2 separate regions of the Homo sapiens genome follow, and region 2 is linked to region 1. A link is a contact called in ENCODE Hi-C or POLR2A ChIA-PET data. All regions are on one chromosome and are shown on one strand. The core of a region is the stretch at or near the end of the contact, and the rest is flanking DNA. Distances in the headings are between cores, read along the strand shown.

The links. Hi-C counts contacts between places; a loop is a spot of excess contacts on that map. ChIA-PET counts read pairs that join two places held with the same protein, here RNA polymerase II (POLR2A). Pooled maps may share reads with other maps.
Region 2: a loop to region 1 is called in a pooled map, with 4 times the contacts of the local background. The contact joins the enhancer-like site here to the promoter of PTHLH in region 1. A Hi-C loop is called at or near these places in 1 of 37 single-sample maps with no recorded cell type and 2 of 50 pooled maps. POLR2A ChIA-PET finds 5 or more read pairs at or near these places in 1 of 52 experiments (PC-3).

What each region holds. Positions count from the first base shown.
Region 1 is chr12:27,969,937-27,976,598 of GRCh38, forward strand. PTHLH (parathyroid hormone like hormone) reads right to left here and starts at 2,797. Exons shown (of 6, transcript NM_198965.2): 1 at 2,587-2,797; 2 at 1,991-2,083; 3 at 89-331. RefSeq lists enhancers at 5,181-5,869, 5,870-6,558.
Region 2 is chr12:29,099,353-29,106,014 of GRCh38, forward strand. No RefSeq gene overlaps it. Among named protein-coding and RNA genes, the nearest start is that of FAR2, 47 kb to the right of the region's middle. Within about 2 kb of position 4,344, at least 5 of the 41 ENCODE cell types and tissues checked have a DNase peak (open chromatin) inside an H3K27ac peak, as active enhancers do.

The DNA of each region.
Region 1 (6,662 bases), core at 1,547-4,046:
TGAAGTCAGCTTCTTTGCGAACCAGGCCCTTTCGTTCCAGAGCCACTTGTAGCGAAACCCACATATATATACATAGCTGTCTGTCTACCTCCTCTGGTGGGCTGGTTGCTTCCGGAAAGTTGATTCCACACACCCTGAGAACAAGTTTCAAGTGCGTGTGTCGTCGATCAGGAGGGCCAGGTGGCGGCGAGGGCGGGTCGTTAGTGGCAGCCGGAGCGGCAGGGAGGCGGCAGCCCCGCTTCACGGGCGGGGAGACATGCTGGCCGGGCGGCGCAGGTTGGAGGCGAGTTGAAAACCGAGCGGAGGAATGTTCACACGCTCCGAGGCAAACCTGCCGGAGAAGTGAGCTAGTCGCAAAGAGGTGGCGCCCTAGGAACGCGCGCGGGGCGAGCGAGGGCGCAGGCGGGCTGGCGGGCGGGCGCGCGGGGGGCGGGGGCGGCGACGGGCGGCCCGAACGGGCCCCGCGCCGCCCGAGCGAGTGGAGGGGAGCCCCGAGCCGGGAATGAGCGGCGAGCGGCGGAGCTCCCCCCTCCCGCGCTGCCGACCCCGGAGCTGTCAGGAGCTCTGCCGAGCCCCACCCCGGAGCCCGGGCCCTGTCGCGCCATCCCCGTGCCGGGGGCGTGGGCGCATCCGCTTGCTCCCTCCAGGCCCGGCCGGCTCCTGCCGGCGCGGCGGATCCGGGAGCCGAGATCCCCGAGGGCGTGCGGACTGCCCCGGGCAGCCGGCGGTCCCCGGCGCGCCGAGCTGGACGAGCGGGCGCCAAGACCACCAGGGGCGGACCGACGAGGAGGAGGCCAAGGAGCTGGGCCGGGGACCGCGGGCAACCGGGAGCCTGCGCGGAGAGGACGCGGGCTGTTGGCCTGTGAATTTAAGGAGCCCGAAGCTCGCCTGGCAGCTCGGGGCGATGCATGAGAACCTTCCTCCCTGGCCCATTCCCGGGATGAACTGAGTGGGGAGCATCGGCTAGAGAGAGGGAGATCTTTTGCTTAGAAGAACAAAAACAGTTCCAGATTTCATATCTAAATTGCACTTTTTGCTGTTTCAGAACTGCTGGGAGACATCTGGAGCCGGTCCCAAAAAACCCGCGCACAGGAGAGATCCCCCTTTTGAATTGCAGAGGGGGACCGACACTCCTGGAGCACGCACACGGCCCTTTTCACTCATGGTCGGGAGTCTAACCCATCCTTTCTCTGATACCCTACCTGCTTGTCCCCTCCCCCTCAAAAGTCCCAGGTTACAGATTCTTGGAAGACTGTATCCGAGTCGCTGCAGCCAGCGGACAGATGCAGTGGAACTATGGTTATGTGCTGCTCTGCCTGGGAGAAGCGACGGGAAAGCCGAGGTTCTTTCCAAAGCTAATGGGCGGGGAAGAAAGACTGCTCGGAATTACTGGGTAGTATCATCTAGGAAAGGATTGCAGCGGGAGTGGATACCCTCCCCAGGGCTCCTCTAACTTTTTGAAAAGAGCGCGAGTGGACTGGGAACCATTCAAGGGATATTTGTCTTCTAGGCAATCCTGCTGGTAGGGTTCATTAGTTTCTAGAAGGCTAGTGTGATTTAGATTCTTGAGATGATTCAAGGAATGTGGCCTTTATCAAGCCCGACTTTCCGGGTGATGCTCCACATATTTTACCCAGGGTGGGAGAAATAGCACGCTGTCACCGAGACCCTCGCTCATCGGGGCTCCCACTGGTTCACTGCAGCTAGCTAGCAGTTAAAGTTTACTGCTTAGGTTGGGTGGGGGGGCATATTTTCTTAGAAGCTCCTGCCTTCCTCAGTTCATTACTGTAAACCCCGTACCTTAAAAGACTCGGCTTCTTCTCACTAACAAAGAAAAAAAGCAAAACAAAACCAAAACACACACACGCACACACACACACTCTCTCTCTGGGAATTTCCACAACTTCCCTTGAATGTGTAAGGATTTCTAAATGTTAGACTTGTTTGGATAGTATGAAAGGACAAAGTATCAGCACTCAGAAATGTCAACCTTTGAACCTCGAACACTTTCTGATTTATAAAAAGAATCCTTCCAAAAAGATGCAGGAGCCCTAATGTAATCGTTAGATCTGAAGGGGGAAATCTGTAAAAAAAAAAAAAAAAAAAAAAAAAAAGTCAATCACAAATGAGCCATTTAATACTTGCAAGTTGTTTAACATTGAAATGATAATATTTGCTTCCACAATAAAAAGTCCAAGGTACCTAGCCAAGTTTCAAACTATCCAGGCTTTAAAAAGTCAACCCTTCTCCCAATAGAAGGTTAAAACAAAAATCAGATTGAAATTATCAAATCACTTATGTTGTAAATAAATTCACTTTACTTTCAGAACATTATAAATTAAGGACTGGCATCAATAGACTGCTTTGATTTATGTTGCTTTTTCTACTAATTAAACAAAATTAACCCCCCACTCCTTCCCTCCTTTCTTTTTCCCCACACACTTTTCTGGTGTTAATGGCAAAACATCTATCAAATATTTTTAGAATTTCCTCTCCTCCACAAAAAGAGAAAATATAGACACAGGAAAAATAAATAGTCTTTATATACTCGGAATACCAAAGTTCCCTCCTAATTTATTACTTCACCTTTTCCTTGATTTACAATCTTCTCTCTGCTCTTCTGGCTGAAAGAGGGAAATCTTCTCAGCAGTCTTTTCCAGAAATATTTTTTGTTGTTCTTCAGAAAACATAAAATTAAATCTTAAAATGAATTAAAAGCTTCTTGAAAGGAGACTTCTGTTCCCACTAAAGGCAATTATTAGAAAGCAGGTACCTCTTCCAAGCTGCCCTGTTTATTACTTTCCGTAGAAATTCTCCTCAATATATACCCAGGACCCTGACTTTTTGCCTGTTTTGGAAAGGATATTTTCTGACATCATAATCTAGTTCCTAACATAACTGAGTAATCTCCATCATAATAATGCAGAGGATGCATGACTGCAAATGAGACACAGCAAGAGCACCCCCTACCACCTCCCTCCCCCCCCCGTCCCCCCAGCCCACACACACACCTTTTTTCTAAGGTTTAGAAATAGAACAAGTGCCAATAGAAGCTAAATGTTTGCTTAGGCCTTGCTGTCATGTAAATGCACCTTAGCAAATGGGAAGGCCTGCCTCTAATCTGAAGTATTTCCATGTTTAGCATTATAAGATCTACACCTACACAAATGCCTAGCCCATGAGCACCAGGCTTCCATCTTCCCATCCCCAGTGGCAGTTTATTACAGTATATCAAATTTTAAAAGAGGTTGAAAAAATTTTAAATGCATTACTCTTAAATTCAGTTGAATACCCAGTTAATGTATATCTCCTGTCATAGCTTAGAAAAAAGTAAATAGCATTTATGCTTAGCCTCTTCATCCTTCTTTCTTCTTTCCTCCTTAACCCAAACAGCAAACAGATATACATTATAAACCAAATATGAATCTATAGCACTTTAAACAGTGCACCTGGGCTTGGGAATTCTCTTATTACCAATAAGCATCCAGATTTCACATTTACCAATCTGTAGCTGCAAGCTATGTCTCTAAAATCCCCTGGAACCAAACAACTAAACTCATCCCATCTCTTCTCCAAACTTTTTTCAATGTTTACAAAGAGACGTTGCATAATCAGCTCAAGTAATGCTCTCATTGGATTCCATTAGAATGTGGCTCTCATCGCTCGCCTGGACTGAGACTTGAGAGGAGGCTGTTGCCAGCTGACCTCAAGGTAGCAAAAAAGAAAAAAAGATGTAATGCCTTCAAACCCCAAGTAACAATAGGAAAGGGTGTGTTTCTTTATTAAATCTTTTTGTAGTTAGGTGAGGATAAGACTTCTCCAGGAACAGGGCGGGCTGCTAACCTCTGGAGGAACTGCCTCAGGGAGGAGTGTATAGATATGCATCAAGCTGATGGGATCCTCCCATGGGAAAAGTGGGCCTCACACCCTTCCTCACCCTTCCCTACTTCCTGGGCAATGTTCTGCTTCCCCCAAACTGAAGCAGGAGGCCCAGAGAGGAGGCGGTTTCCTGGGAGGAACCCAAACCAATGTGAGATGAGAAGGTCTTTAGGAAATGGGGGTCTCTGAGAACCGGTTCTTAAAGGTCAAGCACTTGAGCACCTCGCAAACTCCTGACAATTGAAACATATCTGAAGAGTCTTCTTCAGATATGTCTCTGTGTGTGTGTGTGTGTGTGTGTGTGTGTGTGTGTGAGAGAGAGAGAGAGAGAGAGAGAGAGAGAATATGAATGTGCAGTGTCCCAGTCCTGATCTCCTGGACTGGTGCCAGCCAGCCAGATGCCTGCCCTTGGCTGGCCAAGTTTTTGGCTCCTGAAAGTAGGCAGCTCTGGACTTGTACGAGGCCACAGAGAGAGTTCCAAGCCCCACCTGGCTCAGGCGACAACCTCTCAACCTGAAGTCAATCTCCGGTGGCATCACAGGGCCCTCCTGGCAGCAGCCCAGTTCCCCACATGAACCGAATGGTCCTTTCTTAAATTTTGAGCCGGGGGCTGCCTAAAAGGGGCTGCCCCCGCAAGCATTTTACCTCCCTAACACCATTCTCTGCCCGTGCCACGCTGGCCTCGAAGTCCCTTCCCAGGGCAGCACCCGGACTGAGATGTCTAAACTCTCCGGCAGGAAGGATACCTATCCAGACACCCGCACTGGATGTCCTGTCTGTTTGGCTTTGAGCTGGTCATTACGGTGTCTTTGGATCCTGCCTAACTTTTCTGTAATTTTTATCAGAAATAAGGCTTCAGGAGAGCAAACGTTGAGTTATGCGCTCCTTCTCTGGAGTCTCCTGCCCTGGTGTTTGCGCTCCCACTGCAGCAAGGGAGGCCTGAGTCTCTTAGGGCAGGGGTCCAGGGTCTTGGGAGAGGCCTTAGGGCAAGGGGGATGATCTTTTTCAGCCTCCCCTCCCCTCCTCCCACCCAGCGTCCTCATCCCCACCGCCTGCGATAGACTTGGGTCGCCCATTAGGAAGCTGATCCGCAGGGACGGGGCAGGCTTGGCTCCTGGGGATCTTAGGCTCCATGGGAACTTCGGGGGTCTCGGGGCCCGTGAGCGGATCTAGCTACTACTTCCCCTAGGTTCTCCTCGGGCTTCAGTCCCTAAGAGTCTGGACTCCGGACTGCCGCACAGAATCCTTCTTGCCCGGAGCGGTATTATTGAGGTCTTTGCGTTCTGCCCCGCCCTGTCCCGCCGGCTTGGGTGCTTGGTTTCTAACCCGAGTATACTCGGAGTCTCTGGTCCTGCGCGCCCCCCTCCTCCCGGGAGAGCCCCGTATCTGGCTGCGGGTAAGGGAAAACTTCGGGAACCCCGAGACCCAAGGACAGGGTCGGAGGGAGCGCGCGAACTTCCTCTGAGCAGGGCTCTTCCTCCCCTCCCCTCTCCCTCCAGGTCAATTTATGACTCAAACATGAGATAAGCCCTAGGCAGACGGTGACGCTGACTTCCCCGTGGGGGCGCGGGGAGAGAAGGATGAGGCAGACGTACCCCCTCCCTGGCCTGGCCCTGTCCGGGGCCGCGTCGGGGTGTGGAGGGGCGACTCCCTTCCTCCGGGAGCCCCGACTCGCTCTCTCCCAGCGCGCCTCCCCTGCGCCCGTAAAGCTCGGCCCTGCCGGAGCCCCGGGACCCGTCTGTTTTATTTCACTTAAAGCGATCTGCAAAGTCAAGGCCGGGTGAGGTGCGGCGCGGGAGAGGAGAGGATATGAACGGACGTGGAACGAAGTTCTGTCTGCCAACTCCCTCCGTCTGATTCTTGGAATCCGGTGGCATCTTAAAGGACGGAATTGAGGGCAAGGAGAAGATTATTAATCCCCGAAGCCCGCTCTGTCTATATATAACTGCTCAGTGGTTACAGTTGGCGATCGCAGGGTGGGGGTTGGGGGTGTAGACCGTGGGCCATGGAACACGTGGCATCTCTCCAGGGCATAAAAATCAATCTAGCTGGTGGCTCCTATGGAGTTTGTAAATTGCGCAGAGCTGGCTGGGGGAAGCCAGTGAGCTGTCCATGGTGGTTAAGGCTCGTTGATGTGCGTCCTCGGGCTGTCCTGGTGAGGCACAGACCCCCCTACCCCAGGGGCCGCAACGCCCCAGAGCCCCAGCCTGCCAGCGATCCAGCCGGTGTGCGCCCGACACGAGGCTGGACGTGTGTTTGCACAACTCCAGGACGCGCTCTTGCACAGAGGCCGAATTCCAGAGATAGACGGAAAAATCTCCCGATTCCAAATTGTGGGTTTCCTTTTAGTTCCTTCCTGAACGTGTCTTTCCCCACTCAGGCAACGTTTCACATGCTTTAAGAAACGTCCATCCATTTTAGTAGCCTCTCTCCTTTTCCTTTGCTAAGGTTCTGTTCTCTAAAGAGAGAGAAGCAAGTTGATGATCTTGTTAGGCTTCTGTTTGTTAAAAGCATCCACCAGCATTTGCACCATGTGGGATGTCCCCAACACCTGCTTTCATTGAGTGGGGAAACTGCTGCCAGGAGATTGTCCGGTATCTCAGGAAAATTGGACAGTTTCTTCTCTAGGAGTGGTGAAGCCCTTTGTAGCATATTGTTCAGTGGGGCGACTTCATTAATCACCATTGTCCTGAGCAGTGTGTCTGATCGCCACTCCTAGCAAAGGAGAAAACAAATGCTATGGGAGTTTCCTTGTAGGTACAGTTTTGCCCAGTTCTTGTGAC
Region 2 (6,662 bases), core at 3,094-5,593, 1.1 Mb after region 1:
AAAAAATGTCTTCCATCACTGGACAGCTCTTTTCTCATGCTTCATAGTTTAAAGGTAGAAAATTCAATACAGATCATACTGTGCGACACAATTCAAGTTGGTCCTGAAAGGACTGAGTTCACAGTAGTATTTATAAGACTTAGGATAAAGTTATAGAGGAGTTCTCACTTACCCACAGTTTCTCCTTCTGAAGTTTCAATTACTCTTGGTCAACAACTGCTATAGTTTGAATATGGCTTGTCCTCACCAAAACTCACATGGAGGCTTGGTCTTCAATGTAATAATGTTGAAAGGTGGTGGGATCCATAAGAGGCATTTAAATCGAGGACTCTTCCCTCATAAAAGGCTTGATATCAGTAGGAGTGAATTATTGTTTTCGTGGAACTGGATTAGGTACCTCAAGAGCGCGTTCTTATACAACATGGTGGCCACTCTCACTTTGTCCCTTTTGCACACACCCTCTAGCTGCTCTTGCATGCTCTCCCACCATGCGATGCCACCCACCATGCTACGTTGCAACACAAAGTCCTCACCAGATGTGGTCACATGATCATTAACCTCCCAGTCTCCAGAATCATGAGCTAAACAAATCACTTTTCTTTATAAATTACCCAATCTCAATTGTTCTGTCATAGCTACAGAAAATGGAATGACAGCCATGGTCTGAAAATATTAAATGGAAATCTGCAAAAATAAACTATTCCTAAGTTTTAAATTGTGCACTGTTCTGAGTACCATGATGAAGCCTCACACAGTCCCATCTGTTCTGCCTGGGATGTGAATCATCCCTTTGCCCAGCAGATTCATGATGTATATACTACCTGCTCATTAGGCACTTAGTAGCTATCTCAGTTATCAGATTGACTGGTATGATATCAGGGTGCTTGTGTTCAAGGAATTCATATTTTAATTAATAAGAGCCCCAAGTGCAAGAGAAATGATGCCTGCATATTGTTGTAATGTTTATATTTTATTATCAGTTGTTGTTCATCTCTTACTGTGCCTAATTTATAAGTTAAACATTATCATATGTATGCATGTATAGGAAAAATTGTAGTACATATAAGCATGATATGTACATGATACACTGAGAATAGAGAGCACACATTATTTACCACTATTTATTATGTTTTTATTGTATGACAGGCACTGTGCTAAACATTTCATAAACATCACATTTAATCTTGACAATGATTCTATTAGGTAAATATTGCTATGAGTTTTCTCCAGACAAATAAACTGAAGCTAAAGAACGTTAAGCAATTTGCCCGACATCAGTAGCTAGTGGCAGAGTGAAGATTAGAACCAGGGTCTAATGCGAAAGTCGTATTCAGAATTACTGGATTTTTAAATATCTTCATTGTGGTTCATATCACACCATATTATAACTTCGTGTATGTGTATTTTAGTTTTAAACTTAATATACATGGTAATGAACAAAAAAATGATTTTCTCAAATTTTAAGCCTTACATGATCCTTCTCTTGCCTGAAATTAGGCTGTCCAATGCATACATTTTTTTGTATCCTGCCTGGATCACCCTAATTTGCCCTCCTTTGTTGGGGGGAAGAGGGATATATGTATATTTATGAACCCAGAGACAGAAATAAATGAACAGAAAAAGCTGGTGGTTCTGATTCTTTGCCATAAAACTCCAGGAGTTCAGTGAACTAAACTATGAAATTCTCTGTCTCTCTAACCAAGTGTCACACTTTGCCTGAAAATCACTAAAGATGTGGTTACAACTAGCTGTGTTCCTGTTATAAATAATGAGCCGATATTGATGTGTTATCATCAACTAATGTACATAGTTAACATTAGAGTTTACTCTTTGTGCTGTATATTCTATGGATTTTGACAAACGTATAATGATATATATTCACCATTACAGAATACTACAGACTACTAGTTTCACTGACCTAAATATCCCCTGTGCTACACCTATTCATCCCTCCTTCCTTCCGCTTGAGCTCCTGGCAACCACTTATCTTTTTAGTGTCTCCATAGTTTTGCCTTTTTCAGAACATCATATAGTTGAAATCATACAACACATTGCTTTTTCAGATTGGCTTCTTTCACTTAGTAAAATGCATTTAAGTTTTCTCTATGTATGTCATGATTTGAAAGCTTATTCTTTTTTATCACTGAATAATATTTGATAGTCTGCATGTACCACCATTTATTTATTCATTCACCTGTTAAAGGACATCTTGGTTGCTTCCAGGTTTTAGTAACTATGAATAAAGCTGCTATAAACATTCATGTGCAGGTTTTTGTGTGGACATAAGATTTTAACTCCTTTGGGTAAATACCAAGGAGCATATTGCTGGATCATATGGTAAGAGTGTGTTTAGTTCTACAAGAAACTGCTAAATAGTCTTCCAAAGTGGCTGTACCATTTTGCACTTCTACCAGCAATGAATGAAAGTGCCTATTACTCCACATCCTTAGCAGAATTTAGTGTTGTCAGTATTTTGGATATCTGCCATTCTAATAGTTATATAGTGGCATCTCGTTGTTGTTTTAATTTAAATCCCTACTGACATATGATACTGAGCATTTTCTCATTTGCCATTTGATATCTTCTTTGATTGTCTGTTGAGATATTTTGCTTATTTTTAATTGGGTTGTTTGCTTTCTTACCTTTGAGTTTTAAGAATTCTTTGCATATTTTGAATACCAGTTCTTCTAGATGTGTATTTTTCAAAGGTTTTCCCCCAGTCTGTGGCTTGCTTTATTCTCTTAACATTATCTATGTAAAGCAGTTTTTAATTTAAAAAATCTAGTATACTAATTTCTTCTTTAATGGATTGTGTTTTTCATGCAGTATCTAAGAATTCATGGCCAAACCGTAGTTAATCTACCTGTTTTTCTGCTGTCTGCTGGGAGTTTTATAGTTTGGTGTTTGGCACTTCATTAAAAAAAATAGTGTTTTCTACTATATTTGTCGTGATATCCAAAAATTCCCCACAAAAAATAAAAAGTCTTTTCTGACTAGTTATTTTCTACTTCTTCTATGGATTTAAATCGTTTTAGTCTACTAGCTTATAAAAATGAGTATTTTCCCTTGAAACAATTTTTATGTGCTTTTGGCTAAATGCATAGTTTACAAATAGACTGCAGATGAGCTAAAGATAAAGAGAACTGTTATCTTCATAATAATAATAGAAGTGCTTCCTGGTAAAATTTGCCCTGTAATCGTAGTCATCTTTAGAATGACTAAGGGATTGATTCTATCAAGAAGCCTATAATTGCTCAGGTCTCATCTTCAAGGTTAGGACAGACCACTAGGTTGGGTAGAAGAATATAGAGTAGTAAAGTGGAGGGGGTTTTTAAATGTTGTTTTAAACTCCCATATTTTGAAACATTTGCAAATAAATCAATTTTTAAATATAAAACAAACAAATAAAATTACAAAATTTAAATACATCAAAATGATAGAAAAAGAAAACTACTAAATACGTTAAAAATAGGTTGAATACAATGAAACTCACACCTGTACTTCATTCCATTGTCATCAGCCAGTCAAGGAAAGATACTGTGAGATCTTATGAAGCCAGCCAAAAAGAACTGCGGTTTTATTCATCAACTCTGGGCAGTGAAGCCTTTCAAGTACTGATAGGATCTGTAGCTACTGACTACATCAAATATTTTTTATCATCAGTTAACACACTGCAGAAATAATGATACCTACTTTGCATTTTCCCTATGTGTAACTTAACACAAGGTCATGAAAACTATACAACTTTGCATTTTGGAAACCAGGGTACATGTCAACAAGGGCAGGATTTCTTTTGCAGAAAACAACTAAGTTCCCTTTGCTGTTTTCATTTTGATAGGTTTTTTTCCTGAGTCCTTGCTGGAATAAAAACGATCATTTTTTTACAGTATTAGATTGGAATGAGTGGTTATATTTTTCAGAAATTTCATTGATATTTCTTACTACATTTCTTTATTTTGCTGTTTATTATGTGATGATAGTGGTTAATATTTATCAAGGGCTATATAATACCAAGCACTGTGCTATGCAATTTGCATTGATCATCTTGTTAATTTTCATACTAACTGATAAGACAGCTTTATTTTTATTCCCATTCTACACATGAAGGAAGACTCTACACATGAGTCTTGGACTTTAATGATTTGCCTGGAGTAACACAGGCAAATTCAAACCCAGGCCCTCTGGCTTCAAACCCCATGCCTTACGCTGTCTCATTGCAATATTTTCTTATGAGTGTTATGAAATTGAAACTGAAACTCAGTGATTATCACCAATATCTCCAAATTTCTAACCGGTTTCTTGCTTTCAGGGTTGTTCCTCTCAAGTTTATCCCATGCACAGCTACCACTGCGGTTTATCGAAAATGAAACCTACTCATGTCATTTCCTGCCTCACACATTTCGAGGCTTCTCCATGTTCTACAGAATAAGATCTAAGATCCTTAGCACAGCATCCAAGAGCCTCTCTGTGCAGGCCCCTGCTTCACATCCCTCAGTTCCCCCTTCCCACATTTACATTGTCACCATAGGGAACATCTTGTGCCTCCTCACACACACTCCACAGTCTTTTACCTTGTTTCTGAATCACACAAGCTATTGTTTTCTGCATGCATGGTTCTTCCCCACACTACACCAAAGCCTCTTTCCATCAGGGAAACATTTCCTATTTGTCTCCAAGAATCCTTCTCTTACCAAACATTCCCTTGCCCTCTACACTTCATTGGTTGATGCTTTCCCCTCTGCACTAGCAGAATATCCCCTAGAATTTTATTTATGACACTATATTACAGTAATAATACTAATGTCAGCATCTCCCACTAGACTATGGGTTCTTCAAAGGCAGGATAGACCTCACTCACTTTTAACTATGTATAGATCTTGGATGATGAAGAAAGAAGGCCAGTGCTGAGAGCTAGGAGAATGATCGAGTTATTAGCCCTACCTTTGGATGGTTCTCCATTACCATGTATCACTTTAGGTGCTTTTGGTTTGCTACCAAGAAAACCAAGGAGTAGAAAGAGGGAAGCGCAGTGGCTCCACTTCTCACCTGAGCCTAGTTTGAGGTCTGCAATTCCTGAGACATTACCAAGGTTCTTTTGTGTTTTCAGCTCCTGAACAGTTTGCTGTAGGTGGGACAGATCCTAAAAGAATCGTGTTAAGTGTATTAATGTTCCATCTAGTCTCAAAATAGAACCAGGAGTTAGGAAACATGTTGATCGAGGCAGTGAATCAGTGTTACTAAAAACCTTCAATTGCATCATGACTTTTTAAGAAAAATGTGAATTGAAAATGCCCATGTTTTATTTCACACCCATGGCTTTGCTCATAGTTGCCAAGACATAGATCTCAATACAACAGGCTTCCTGTTTCAATTCGAAGTAGTCTGGTAAAGAACAAAACAGTCATGTCTTGTAAGATACAGAATTATTTCTCCCTCCAATTATTTTTACAATGAAGTGTGATCTAATGCCACTGTCTCCCCTTTTGCAGACCTCACACTGTTCATTTATTTTTTGGTCTCACTAAGTCACTTGCTTCAGTGTGTCAGTTTCCTCAGGTAGAAGGCTGCCCATAATAGAACTGTTGTGGTTACTTAAAAGACAGGAAAGCAATTTTTAAAATAAAACCCTGCTGTTTTAAGCTCTTTGTAGATGTTGAGGCCAAATTATGCCTATTGACATTAACCTACCTGACTTCAATTTCAATTCATTCATTCAACAAGCAAGTATGGAATTTATGATATTACTTTAAAATGCATTGAAAGGTTTGTTGCCAAGGAACCTGCTAAATAACCTTCTAAGCTTGTTAACATGAGTAACTCCTGATTTATGTTAAATAAAAGTAATTCTTAGAACTGAAGTGTTTACTTATCTTCTTCTTTATCTGTCAAGAAATAAAAAAAATCAACCTTCAAGAGGGGGAAAAATCACAAAGTGTAAAATAATAGAAAGGGCAATAGGACCACACAATCTCAGCCATCCTCAAGATCTGAAGTCTGAAGCCTCACACCCAGATCTTCCCTGATCTCATGCCAAAGATCTAATGTATAAGCAAAAGAGGGCTAGATTGTTTAGTAAGCATTTCTATTTTGTTACAGGAAGTTCCAGATGTGAAACATCCATGGAAAAAAGAATTTAATAGCCCGGTATTTAAGTATATTCTGAGTATATTGATTTTAAAATGAACTGCTCTTTTAGATTATACGCCTCTATATATCTCATTCATGGAATAAGAAAAATTGTTACATCATTTTCCAAGAGATCAAGTATTTCAAAACCATGGGTGTATAAATGCAGTTTTGATCACATTTACACACAAATTCACACACACACACACACATACACAAACATAATTTCAAGTTAAGATACTACAACCATTCTCCACTGCCATCAATTTTGAATTATTTTTTCCTAAATGCAATGTTCTCCAGCTAATTTTTAAAATCATTTCAGCTGTAAAGTGGGGATAGTAGTATTGCCTCCTTCATAAGACTGTTATGAGAATTAAATGAGCAAATATATGAAAAGCATTTATAATATTGCAGCACATAGCAAGTATCATTTAAGAGTTAGCTATTATGGCCTGGTGGGGCGGCTCATGCCTGTAATCCCAGCACTTTGGGAGGCCAAGGTAGGCAGATCACCTGAGGTCAGGAGTTCAAGA